2 separate regions of the Homo sapiens genome follow, and region 2 is linked to region 1. A link is a contact called in ENCODE Hi-C or POLR2A ChIA-PET data. All regions are on one chromosome and are shown on one strand. The core of a region is the stretch at or near the end of the contact, and the rest is flanking DNA. Distances in the headings are between cores, read along the strand shown.

Region 1 (6,811 bases), core at 2,848-5,347:
TGGCCAGTTCCCTCTGCCCGGCCTCAGAGCCGAGATCCTAGTCCCTGCCGCCGCCGGTAGGGAGCCTCGGCTTCCTGTCCATTGTCTCCTTGGGGCACACCCGGTGTGTTCCTGAAGTGACCTGGAGAGGCAGGGAGGGAGGGAAAGAGGGAAGGGGGCCAGCCCAGAGCCTAGTCAGGGTGGGAGAGGGGAAACGAGAGGGGAAGACTTGGTGTTTTTCCTTATTTGTGTTTTGTATTAAAGAAAACAAATAATATCCTTTGAGAAAACCATTAAACAAAGCACATCCTAAGGCCCCAGAGGCCTATTGTGGCTGCCTGGAGCCCGGAATTCATTCATGCTTTCTTGGCTAGATTGTTGGAGGCAAGAGAGACGGGGGTGAGAGGAAAGGATTGTTATTAAAATGTATTTTGAAATGTGTTGCTCCCTCCCTGCACTCAATCCAGTCCAGGCCAAGTGGCCATAACTCCAAGGTCCCTGTGTCCTCCTGAGTCTGTTGTTCTCCCATTACCTCTCTGGGAAGCTCCCCAAAACTGGCCAGTCCCAGCATAGCCAGGGTGGTCAGTTTCCCCCATGAGCTTGGGGGCTGAGCCCCGTGAAGGCAAAACAGTGGGACCCTCCTTTATGGAACCTGAATCCCGAGGGCTGCATGTGCCCCACCACAGGGTGTAACCCACAGGACTATGATCTCTAACTCACTGTGTGGCCACTCTGGGCCTTGGGCTCCCTGCCTGTAAGGTGGGGAGTGGGCCAGAATAGACCCCCTCTGACTGCTCTCCAGCAGCCTGGACCCTGTGGCTCCCTGTCATCCAGCGCATGCTCAGGTCGCTGCAGGTGGGTGGGAGTCACACTCAGGCTATGGCCTCTGCATCCAGGCCTATACCCAGGTGTCCCAGGTCCAAGCCAGACCACTCCCTCCCACTTGACTCCAAGCCTTGGTACCCCCTACTCCACCCCAGGCCGCTCATAATGGAATGGTAGTGCATGGTGGTGCTCTCTGCCATGTCCACACCAGAACACACTTTTCTGTTGGAGGAGGGATGGGAAGAGGTGGTAAGAGCAGAGCTGGCCATCAGCCCAGCTTGTGCAAATAGCTCTGCCTGTGATCCTGCATTTGCAGGATCTGCCCTGGGTTGCAAATAGAGGGTCTCTCTCCAACCTTGATGTAGATGTAGAAATAGTTGCTGTCATGATGACAATACGCAAAAGACTATCCTTAGAATTTTCCCCAGTTCCTCCTTTAAAGTTGAAAAAGGAGCCTGGGCAACAAAGTGAGACCCCATCTCTGCAAAAAATCAAAAAACAAGCCAGGCGTGGTGATGTGTGCCTATGATACTGGCTACACGGGAGGCTGAGGAAGGAGGATTGCTTGAGCTCAGGAGGTCAAGGCTGCAGTGAGCCGTGTTTGTACCACAGCTCTTCAGCCTGGATGACAAAACAAGACCCTGTCTCAAATAATAATAATAATGATGATAGTAATGCTGAAAAAGTAATTTAGCTAATTCCATGTTTTCCTAAATACTCCCTAGGCAATATAGGGAAAGAAGATCTTGGGTAAAAATTTCACTGGGGGTGCCTGGACTAGGTTTAGGAGACAAATTTCCTCTTCACAGGGCTTAGGGTTTTCAGGCTTCACCTCCTTGGTCCTCTAGCAGCCCAGAGAAGAAGGGTAACATTCCCATTGTGTTATGGAACTTGTGCTTAGAGAAGTAACTTGTCCTGGGATGCACAGCCAGTGAGCTGCAGAACCTGGCCCCAGCTCTGTTGCTCATTTTCTGCAAAACCTTGAACCAGCTTGTTCATCTTTCCAGATTTGAATGTCTCATCTGTAATTCAAGGACTTGGACATAATGGATTCTAAGGTCCTCATTGTCCCTACTGTTCTTTGATTCTGTAATTCCAGCATCACTGCCTGGTAGGAAGTTCATTGACTCTACTGTTTTTCCTTTTTCAGTCTGGATTTGGTGGTTAGAGTCTAGTCTCTCCAAACTCTTGATGTCTTTCTGTCTTAGATGCTGGTGTACTTAGTGCAGTCCCAGAGGTGCTTTGCTCTCTTTCAGGAGTTACTAATGATCCCCCTTCCTCCCCCCATGACACAGGGCTACCACCCGATGCCCCATGAAGTGGAGATCGCACACACCAAGAAGCTGTTCCGCAGGAGGAGAAATGATCGAAGGTAGGAGAGACTTCGTCGTGAGCTTTGGGTTTTCCTTTCCTGCTTCTGCCATCTGTAGCGACGTCAGCTTTGGCCTGCATTTCGCTTTTCCCAGTCACCAGCTGATCCTGATGAGATGGGGTTGGTGGCATCGTGGGTTGGTTACTGGCTGGGGATTCCCCAGGGGCAGAGTGGCGGCTCCACTTCTCTTGTTGGCCTAGGGATTGGCTCCCTTCAGGCGTTTGGCTGAGAGCCCACCATCACCACTGCCTCTTCCTGGGGGTCAGGCAGTGACCAGGCTTTGCAGTTCAGGAGGAAAAATGCTGTTTCCGCTGACCTCAAAGCAACAATAGTGGTCCTCAGAAAATAGGACTGGCTGGCTGTGTGTTTTGAGACATGGCCTCCAGGAGGCTCCTGGAGCTCACAAGTGCAAGAGTATCTGTTTTCCTCCTCCCTGGTCATTGGGGGTTGTCCCTCATGCGTGCTGGCTCTGCTGTCACAGGCAACACACAGATCAGCAATGGCACATGCTACTGCTCCCAAATTCCTGGGGGAACCCACTTAAACTAAGGCAGAAACCGAGATCTCCTGTGGAGCTCAGACTCCCGAGTGACAATGGGGCCAGGAAAGGGGCAATGAGGTAGCCCTGGATAAGAACATGCAGCTGAAATTGAGCATCCTGGGAATGTGTGCATTTATTTTCAAAAAGGCTTTCTTATAAGGGGAGATCTTCAAGATATATTTTAAGTGGAAAAAATTCAGGTGCAGAGTAATGTTTCTTATGTGTGGTCATTTATGCAAAAGGGGGAGTTAGAGTATATTTTTTGCTTGAACATGCATAAATTATTTCTGGATGGAAATACCAAAAAAAGAACGAACAAAAAGGCTTATGCCTCAGGAATTAAAATGAGGTGTTCCTCTATAGGGAATATATTCTTAGATAAAGATGACGGCTTTTGGTTCTACCTTTAATGAACAGAGAATGTTCTCTGAGGGCCAAGAAACAGCCGGTGGACATGCCTTGCTCAGAACCCTAGCGGCGCCTGTGCTCAGGCTGGCTGGCCACCTCCTTAGGCTGAGACCAGGGTCTCTGATCCTTCCCTACGCATGCACACCCTGAATAGGGATTATTAGGTGGTGACTGCAACTCTCAGGGTGGATGTAGGCCTGGGTGCCCAGACTGCTTTGTCATCCACTGGTGGATTAAGTGGATCTGAACACATTCACAGAGGATGGCAAATGTATAAGTAGCTTGGGAAGAAGGCAGTGTCCTGGCTTAGAAATCAGAACCACCAGACACTTTCTGTAGAAGCACCAGGCATCAAAAAGGAACACTGAGCAGGAAGAGGTGGACCCAGGCCTGTTCCTGCCTTGACCAGAGTACAGTTTATCGCATCGTGTGTGCTGCCTTTTTGCTGTGCAGCATCACAGAGGCAAATTCCTGGTTTCTGGGTTCCTGGTAGAGGGAAGAAGGAGGCAGCACCCCTCAAGGAGGAATAGGGTTCACAGGGGCCTGGGAGGTGTCAGAGAGAGCAAAGGCTTTATGTCCTCTGCCTCTGGCCCTGTAGTCTCTGATGGCAGGGAAGACCCAGAGTGTGTGTCTGGGAGGTGTGGAGAGTCCCCGAGCTTCCTGATGAGAAGTCACCCTCTGCCCCACCTCTCTGCGCCCAGGCAATGGCAGGCTGCCACCCAGCATCCAGGTCAGCCTGCATGTCCATTTCTGGGCCAGGTCACCTCACTCAGCAGGAAGACCCTGGACAGTGGCAGGCCTCCGGAAAGCAGCAGCGTGACCCAGGGATGTAGGAAGAGGAGCGCGGCATGCAACGGCTGGGAAGCCGAGCTTCCGCTGAGCTGCGCTCACATTCACCAATGTCCGGGTTAGGTCAGCACACCTCCCAAAGGATGTGGACGGGCCAGGGTCCAAAGTGAGGCAATAAAGATGATTAAAGGGGTGGAAAGTATGTCCTGTGAGGAGTGCTGGAGGGCTGGGGCCAGGGAAGAGGAGGCCGGAGGGAAGGAACATCGTGCCGTGAAACTCATGAAAGATTTATACGGAGAGATGAGGGGCCGCTGCCTCCATGTCCACAGGGACCCAGACTAGAGGAAGTCAGCTTGGATGGAAGAACAGAGTTTTCAGCTAGACCGAAGACAGACTTATGGAGCAAACATCTTGACCATTTGGGGCAACACTGTGCAAGTCAGAGCAGCAGCCATGCCTGAACACAGAGCGTGTGCTCGTCGGGGCGCCCCGCTCTAATTCCTCTTCTAGATGCGGTAGAATCCGTTACTCACTCACAGCCTGGAGCTGTCGTGGAGTCCTCAGGTGATGGGGACTTTCAGGAGGAAAGCAGGCAGCCATATAGTTTAAGGACCTTTTTGTCTAAAAGCAGGGGTCTCCTGAGTCTGTTTTGGGAAATCGTGGGATTCTGCCACCCAAAGAGCCGCTGCAGAATATTATCAGGTGACCCCTAACCTTCCCAGCTAATGACCCATAGTAGTAGCCTTGCTAAGTGTCAAACCTGCATATTTGACCTTGGAAGTCCATACTTGTGTGCAGCAGGTTCACCTTCCTAATATTCTGGGCTTAAACTACACTGGGAGGGGCTTGCATTTCCTGGGCACGCATGGTGGCAAAGGGAGAAGTGACCAGAATCAGATTTGGTGGACAAAGGGCACAGCCAGCATCTGTGCCATGCCTCTGATCTCCCCCCACCATATGAAGGGAAGGGGCCAGCTGTATCCCTCTGGTGGCTTGGTGGCTCTCCTTGGAATGGAGAGGAGTCTGTGGCTTTCCATCTTCCTGCAAAGTGGCTGGAGTTGGTGTCCGATAGCTGCAAACTCCAGGCAGCATGAGCGTGCTGCTGAAGCTAGGAGCATGCAATTTCCCACAGCCTGGAGCAGGGATTTTCAGACTGGGACCTAAAGTCCTAGGCTTCATCAAAGTCTGTGTCCCATCCCAGTTCCAGCTGCACTCTCAGGGGTTTTTGTGTGCCTTACTGCTTTTATTTTCCACTTGTTTAAGTCTGAGGCTGTTAGCAAGCTGAATTATATAGCAGTTTAGGGACATGCCCTGGAATTAGGAGCTGGATGGGAATCCCACCTCCTCTCCTCACTCACCCTATGATCTTGCCAATTACATCACTTTTGAAAGCCCTGTCCCTTCTTCTACAAAATGGGTTCACTAGTCAGGGAGCTGAAAGGAGCTGATTCTAATAAAGCACCTAGAAACACGGTCTTAGTGTTGGCCCACTCTGCAGGTCAGAGGGGGTCCTAGGTGCTCAGGAAGGCTTTCAAGGTAAGTGTGGAGCACAGGTGTCTGCAGTGAGCGGGGAGCTTTTGTCCTGTGATTGTGGCAGCAAACCCGGAAAGCCTTGCCCTGCATTCCCTCCAGGGGCGGGCCGCTAGGATCAATTGTTCCTTCCCCTGGATCCACTTTTAAAGCCCTACCCACACTGTCAGAGGGGGCAGAGCCTGGGCTAGCAGGGAAGGAGGCCCCTTCAGAGTGGTCACCTGCAGACTCTGCTCCTGATGCCATGGGCTGCGTCTAGTGAATTGTGGATGTCTTTTTTCCATTTTGAAAAAAAAAAATTAAGCTCATGGACAGTTCAAAGGTTTCCTCAAGAATGTTCTTGACATTTGAACAACTAGTAACCACTTGTTTGTTTTTGGAAGCTAAGAAAAGACATTTGCTGATTTCAGACAAAATTATGCATTTTGTGACATAAATGTGCTAAATGAGTGTTCCACGCGTTCCTCAAAGAGCAGCATGCCTTCTGATGCTCTGGCCCCATGCAAGTTGGAGACCTGTTGCTTGGAACGGGGGCTGCTAAGGCTCGTTCCCCCCCTTTTCTCAAAGCTTTCTGCCCAGAGCACATAGACCAGAAGAGCAAGCTCACTAGAGGGCTGGAGACCCGGCGCACTGCCCAAGTTGACCCTGAGTGAGGTCCCTCACCGCTGGGGAGGATATTTTCTCTCCCCACCACACCCTGGCTGCATTTAAGAGATGAACACATTAAGGCAATGAATGGATGTTGTAGCCTGAGCTCCCTGGGAAGCAGGCTCTGGGACAGTGATTATCAGCAGCTGCTTTTAAAGGCATGCCTTTGGTGTTGATACTGGTAGAAGATCAAAAGAGGAAGTGGTATCAGCAGAGAGAAGTTGGGCTGCAGTGCAGTCTTAGAGAGTTCTGAGCCTGTAGGGGAGGTTCTGAAGTTGGGCTGACTCTTTAAGAGCTGTCCCAAGATGGGGTAAAGGGGCAGGCCTTGATACCTCCATGTCTGTTGGTCATCAGGCAGGGACTGCCCAAGGAAGGGAGCGTTACCTTGGGCGGGGCTGCGCTCTTTGCCCAGAGCAGTTGTCCTAGGGGTTGGCAGCTGAGGGCTGTCTGCACAGCACTTCCAGCAGCCGGGAGGCAGTGCCCCGCTCCTGAATGTGTATCACAGCAGACACTGCAGTGAAGCACTGTTCAGTTCTCCTACTGGGATTGGTTGGGCTGTACCCTGTGCCATAAGCTGTGCCCGAGAATACGGGAAGTATAGGGTGTGGCCCCTGCTCTCGAGGGCCTGAGCTGTAGCTTGCACAATGGTGCCTTGACTCCAGAAGCAACCAGAACGCTGTGCATGACTGTCAGTCATCCACGTGTTAACAGGGAGGAGG
Region 2 (6,811 bases), core at 3,115-5,614, 310 kb after region 1:
TGGGAGCCCGGGGTTATGGGGGGCACAGCTCTGCCATCCAGCCCTGGCCCACCCGACAGGCTGAATGACCTTCCACAGTCTTTGTCCTCTCTGGCTGCAGGCCACAGCTGTGAAGTGCAACTTTCCCTCAAGGACACCCAGCCAGGGAACCCCCCTCCCACCTGGAGTCCCCCTGGTCCTATGACATAAGCCCTATCTTGGCTGCAAGTGTGTGCAAGCATGTGAGTACGAGTGAGTGAGTCAGTGTGTGTAAGCAAGTGTGTGCGTGTGAATGTGAGTGAATGTGTGTGATGTGTGGTGATGAGAGTGAATGTGACTGAGCATGTGTGATGTGTCTGGTGTGTGGTGAGTGTGAGTGAATGTGACTGAATTAGCATGTGTGATATGTGGTGAGTGTGAGTGAACGAGCATGTGTGATGTGTGTGGTGTGTGTGGTATGTGAGTGTGAGTGAATGAGAGTGTGTGATGTGGCGTGCGTGTGTGAATGAGCATGTGTGTGGTGTGTACAAGTGTGAATGTGAGTGAATGTGTGTGTGTACTGTGTGTGTGTGATGTGTGGTGTGTGTGTATGAGTGAATGAGCGTGTGTGTGGTGTGTACGAGTGTGAATGTGAATGAATGTGTGTGATGTGTGTGTGTGAATGAGTGTGTGTGTGTGAATGAGTGTGTGTGATGTGTGGTGTGTGTGTATGTGTGTGTGTGCACGTACATGCGCGGATCCCTGTGAGTCTGGGACTGAGTGAGGAAAAGTGCTCCAAGGTCCCCCAGGCCACACATCCACTGTTTCCCAGCAGCCTGGCTCCTGCTGTAACTGCTGAGCGTGAAGAGCTGGTCCCCAGGCAGCACCGGGGTGACAACCATGAATGTGCTCCACACAGGAGCGGGGTGTCAGGCAGGAGGGGATGGTCTCTCTTGCCATCAGGCTGCCCTGGCTGTAACCCTCGCTCCAGCTTCCTGCCCCGGCATCCCCCAGCAGCTCTGGGGCAGGAGGAATCGTGGCCAGCCCTAGGGACAGGGGACTTGGGTGGATATGCAGACTCCCCCACCCCCGGCCTTCTTCTCCACCCAGGGAGGCTGCCCTTTGCCCCTCACCCTGTGCCCCATGCCTCTTCCACCCTCACCCCTTCTATAGATCGTCACAGACCCCAAACCAGGCTCCCTGGTGGTGGCTTGCTGTGGTTTGGGGTGGAAGTCTGGCAACCCAGACCCTACCCCCATTCCCCCATCCTGGCACCTCTGCTCTCTGAATCCCCTGAAGGCTCAGGTGGCCTGAAGTTGTCTTTCTTGCCTCTGGGGAGCTGACATTGGAAGCCCCAGTCATGGCCTCTCCCGAGTCCAGACCTATGTCTCCGGTGGTTTCTGCATGTCCACAGGGATGTGTCATCCCCACTACAGACTCGGCATGCCTGAAAACAGCCTCCTCACCTCCCCTCGGCCCCAAAACGCACCACCCCCTCCACTGACATCCTCCCAGGCGCCCAGCCTGAGGCCATCACCTGGAATCAAATCCCACCAGCACGGACAGAGGCGGCCGCGTGGCGGGCAAGGGGAAAGAGGCGCTGGCTCTGGAGCTGGGGAAGCTGGGTCCAAGCCCCTGCAGTCCCTGTGTGAGCTGGGGCCCAGAGCTACCTCCTGAGGCCTCAGTTTCCCCTCTGTTTCGGAGCTGGTGGGAGAGTGACTGAGACTGGGTGAAGTGTGTGGAGAGTGGCAGGGGGCTCGTCCAGTGTGGGTCCCGGATCCCGCATGGGAACCCTTGCAGTCGTCAGGGCCTGGCTGCAATTGCCTGTGAGGGCCCTGCCTACCCTGGCCTCCCCTCCGCTCCCACACAGCTGTCCAGTTCCACCATGACCTTTGCCAAGCCATGCCCCGGCTCAGACCCCTCCAGGGCCGGCATGGTCACCACACTGGAGTCCAGTGCCACTGCCCCCACTGCCACAGCTGGGCCCTGGCTACCCCTCTAGCCCTTCACCAGGACATCCCATCCCCACCTCTCCAGGCAAAGCGCACAGCTAGTGTGGTCCCCCACCTCCATCTGCAGCACGCAGCCCCCAGGGGCCCTAACTCACCCCCTCTTCCCTCACAGGGCTTCCCTGCCGTCCAGTGTTGGGTGAGAAAGGTGGAGGGGACATGTAGCCCCGGATGGAGGTGCAGCACCAACGAGAGAGCTCCGGCCTGTGGGAGGGACGCTCAGGCTTAGGTCAAAGCCAGGAGCTCCGGGAAACCTGGGTTCAGCCGCCACGCCCCACGGAGGGGACACACCCTTCCCTGCCTGATGGCAGGGCCCATGGTAGACAAAACCCATGACCTCACCTCTCCTGGCTCCAGGGCTCAGCCCTGCCCACTTCTGGAGAATTCCATGACTCAGGTAACAGAGGAGGGGCCTAGCCAGTCTCAGAGCCAAGGTCACACCGCCCTACACCTTGCTGTCCCCACAGCATCTGCAGGAGGAGCATGCCAGGACCAGAGACCCAGGGAGCAGCCTCACCAGAGGGAAAAGAGCCTGTAGAGTGGTGAGCTCAGGTTTGTAGCTCCCGCAGGCAGGGCATGAGGGGCTGGGAGGCGGGGCCTGGGCCTGGCGTCAGGGAGGTTACCTAGCAGACGGTCCCACAGTCCACACTCAGGGCTGCCAGGTACAGCTGCATGGGTTGTGCACTGCTTAACTGCAGAGGGCGCCCCACACACAGACTTGACATGCTGGCTGGACCACAACGTGATGGCCCTGATTGTTACACACAGACACATACACACGCACGTGCACACACATGCAGACACACACATACATGCACACGCATGCATACTTGGGTCCACACAGCCTTTTTTTTTTTTTTTTTTTAAAAGAGGTGGGTCTTGCTCTGTCACCTAGCCTGGAGTACAATGGTATGATCATAGCCCACTGTAGCCTCGACATCCTGGGCTCAAGCAATCCTCCCGCCTCAGCCTCCTGGAAATATAGGTGTGTGCCACCACACCCAGCTAGATTTTAAAATGCTTTTTAGTGGCAAGATCTCACTATGTTGCTTAGGTTGGTCTTGAACTCCTGGGCTCAAGTGATCCTCCCGCCATGGTCTCCCAAAGTACTGGGATTACACACAGCCTCTTGGGGAGTTATTTCACACCTGTGTCCTAATGGGCTCACACGGCCTCTGCCCTGTTTAAGGATGGCAACAGTGAAGTAAAGGAGTGACTGTTGGGCAGGGGAATGGGCTTGGAATGGAAGAGCTGACCTGAAACCACTTTGCTGGGCCTGCCACATGTTCTCAAATATCAAAATCATCATCACAGCCCTAACTAGGACCCACTGGGCCAGGGCTGGGGCCACCCTCTCCACTGGCCATGGCCTCAGCTGAGTGGAGCCACTTCCCATTCTCTGAACCTGCCTTGATTTGGGGCTGACCAAGCCCTTGCTCATGGTGTCCCCAAGCTGGATCTCCCCCATATGGACTTTGAGGCACAGATGAAATGTGACGTTGCACGTGGAGGCTGCCCTGGCCCCTGGAAGGCCTGCACCACCCACCCCCGAGGCTGCAGGCTCTCCCTTCCCTGGGCTCCCGCCTCCCCTCCCACAGGCGTGCCCATGCCTTGCCTCTTAGGAGCTCCCCTCGGGATAACACTTCCAGCAACACACACCTGTGAGGCATGGACCATGGATGCATCAGGCTCTGCTCTGAGGGCGCCACCTTGCAGCACGGGCTTAATCTTCGTAACAGCTTTGCGTGAACATCAATTATTACCTCCATTTTATAGATAAGGAAATGGAGGCCCTGAGAGGTCCCACAGCCAGTACGTGCTGGAGTGTGATTGGAACCCAGGTGGTCTGTCTCCGGGGTCCATGTTCTTCAGCCCCTCTATGATGCTGCCTTCCCTCTTTTCAGGCTCTGGAGTGAATGGTGATGGAGCCTTGGCTTGGTGTGCTGGACACTTGCTTGGTGCCCTGAGCCACCACGTCCAAGTCCAGCTACTGTGAGGTCCCATGCTGGGAGGAATCCCAGGCCCTAGGCCAGGTTCCAGCTGACAGCCCCGGCTGAAGTCCCAGACCACAGCCAGCGTCGCCCCCCAAGACCTGAGGGAAGACATTCACGTCCAGGTCATTTTGGCTCCAGCTTTGGAGACCTGCCAGTGAGCCCTAGACATCATGGACGGGGCAAGCTGCCCCTTCTGCGCCCTGTCCGATCTCCTAACCACAGAATCTGGGTGCATAAGAAAACGGTTGTTTGAAGCAGCTGAGTTCTGGCGTTACTTGTCATGCAGTAACTGATAAACAAAACAGCTGCCACCTGCTTCCTGCCCACCCTGTACAAAGACTCCTGTCACCACGGAGCCTGGCACCTCTGGGTGGCTGAATTCATTGTGCTCATTTCTGCGTGACCTTTCTTCACCTCTCAGCCCCATTCCAGCCTTCTCGGTGATACCCTGGCCCTTGGCTTCTATGACCCCTTCTCCCTTCTGTTCCTTCCTCCTCCTCCATGCCTGGGCCTCAGTTCCCCCCAAGGAGCTCCCTTCTGTCCAGCACCCCTAAATGTGGGTGTACCCCAGGATCTCCACCTTAGCTTATGCTTATCTCCCATGCACAGGACCCCAAATCCATGTCCCCGGGGCAGACCACATCCTGGGTGGCCTGTGGGACGTCTCCTCGGCAGCCCAAAGCACCCTGGCCCTGGCCTGCCTCTCCTCCCGAACCTCCTGCGGCCCTTGTCCTGGTCACCTGGTCTACTGAGCCGCCTCTGGGGTGCCGCAGAGAGATGGTCCAGGGAGGGGCTGTACAAATCAGGCCAGGCTGGAGGGCTGATGGGGAACCCTGGGGCCTTCATCCCCAGGAGGAGGCAGAATCAGAGTTCACAGGGAGAGAGCTGCCTGGGAGCAGTGGACCCCACGTTTCTGCTTCAGGGATGGACAGCTCTGCTGGGTGAGAAGAAAGCTCAGGCTGGCGGGGATGGCAAAGGAGCTGCTCTCGGACCCCCAATCCTGTGTATGGGTGGGTGTATGTTGGGCAGGGAGTGTGGAGTGGGGAGGGCCCCTGACAGAAGAGGAAAGCAAAGAAACGTGGTTAAACAGGGAAGCACTGAGGGTCAGACCAAAGTAATGAGAGGCGTCTGGTGTTGTGGCTAAATTATGTCCCCCCAGTTCCTCCACTGAAGTCCTAACCCCTGGTACCTCAGAATGGGATTGTGTTGGAGATGGGTTTGTTTTGTTTTTGTTTTTTTGAGACAGGGCCTCACTCTGTCCCCCAGGCCGGAGTGCAGTGACATGATACGGCCCTCCCCAGCCTCTACCTCCTGGGCTCAAGAGATCCTCCTGCCGCGGACTTCCTGGTAGCTGGGATGAGGGGTAGGTACCACCATGCCTGGCTAATTTTTGTATTTTTTTGTAGATATGGGGTTTCACCATGTCGCCCAGGCTCGTCTCAAGCTCCTGGCCTCAGCCTCCCAAAGCAATGGGGTTACAGGCATGAGTCACTGTGCCTGGCCCAGAGATGGGGTTTTTAAAGAGAGGTAGTGAAGTTAAAGTGAGGCCATATCGGTGGGCCCTGATCCAACATGACAGATGTCCTTAAAAGAAGAGGAGATTAGGGCACAGATAAGACACAGACCAGGGGCAACCGTGCGAGGCCGCGGCAGGAAGGTGGCCGTCTGCAAGCCCCACCACTAAGGGCAGCTGCTCCAAGAGCCAGGCAAGGCCTCTCCAAGAGGCCTCAGGGGCAGCCAGCCCTGCCCATGCCCTGATTATGGACATCCAGCTTCCAGAATGGTCAGAAAATACACATCTGTTGTTTCAGCCGCCCTGTTTGTGGCACTTTGTCGTGGTGGCCTCAGCGCGTGAATACACCCGGATTCCGTGTGGAGCTGGGAGAAGGGGGTGTGTGAAGGGTGGTTTCAGACGAAACTGTGCCTTCCACCCCCACCCCCCCAGACAGGGGGTCCTCAGGGCTGCCCACACCCCCTCGCCAGCTGGCTCTGTAGCCCCTCCCCCAGTTCCTGAAGGTTCAGTCCTTTGCAACATGCAGTGAACCTAAAAGGAAATCTGGAGGTCCTTTAAGAAACACCTCCCCACCCCACCTCCCAAGATGCTGTATCAGCAACAGCCTCCGAAGGTGCCCAGACACAGATACCTGCATGAACACAGCATGACTGTCATCCATTAGCATCCCAGTGTTACAAATTTGTTCTAAAATTGTCCAAAGGACATGGAAAATAGCCCCGCTTTGAAGATGTGTGCATTTTGAGATGGCCGTCTCACCACATCTGGTTTCCTGGTCTCTACGCCCAGGAGGAGGCTGAGTTGGGGCTTCCTGCTCTCTATGGGGTGGGGAGTGGCTGGTTTGAGGATGTTTCTCTGCCCTGGACACCCCTGCTCTGCCAGCTCTGTCCTGGTGGGGCTTTAACTGGTGCAGCCAGTGGCTGGGCAGGACCGACCCTGAGCAGGACTCACCTCCCTGAGTGCCCCCTCTCCACACACCCTGGCACCAGCCTCTCCCAATGACAATAGATCCTTCAGCCCCTACATCCCTCAGCCAACAGCCCCCTGCCAAGTGGAAGCCTCCTCCTAGCCTCAGGGCGGGCCAACCTCCCCTCTGGCCTCCACGGCCTCTGAGGTCTGTAGGGAAGAATGTCATCCCCATTATGCAGACTGGTGACCTGGCACAGGAAGGGCCAGCTCCTCATCGCTGATGCTGGTGTTTTGTTTGTCCTGTGCGCTTGGCAGGTAACGGGAATGGCAGGACTGTGGTTGAGCTTTGGGAGCCCGGGAAGGAAGGATACTGGAGCTGGGCTGATCCAGGACAGCTTCCTGGAGGAGGCGGGATTTAAACTGGTCAA

The links. Hi-C counts contacts between places; a loop is a spot of excess contacts on that map. ChIA-PET counts read pairs that join two places held with the same protein, here RNA polymerase II (POLR2A). Pooled maps may share reads with other maps.
Region 2: a pooled map shows a loop between it and region 1 (4-fold over the local background). The contact joins the promoter of DYM-AS1 here to the enhancer-like site in region 1. A Hi-C loop is called at or near these places in 3 of 50 pooled maps. POLR2A ChIA-PET finds 5 or more read pairs at or near these places in 3 of 52 experiments (A673, HEK293T and naive thymus-derived CD4-positive, alpha-beta T cell).

The regions. Positions count from the first base shown.
Region 1 is chr18:48,709,520-48,716,330 of GRCh38, forward strand. It overlaps CTIF (cap binding complex dependent translation initiation factor), which reads left to right. Exons shown (of 12, transcript NM_014772.3): 7 at 2,100-2,176. Among named protein-coding and RNA genes, the nearest start is that of MIR4743, 42 kb to the left of the region's middle. Within about 2 kb of position 4,098, at least 8 of the 41 ENCODE cell types and tissues checked have a DNase peak (open chromatin) inside an H3K27ac peak, as active enhancers do.
Region 2 is chr18:49,019,339-49,026,149 of GRCh38, forward strand. It overlaps DYM-AS1 (DYM antisense RNA 1), which reads left to right and starts at 4,365. Exons shown (of 5, transcript NR_148999.1): 1 at 4,365-4,401; 2 at 4,884-4,971; 3 at 6,699-6,811. RefSeq lists an enhancer at 6,029-6,811.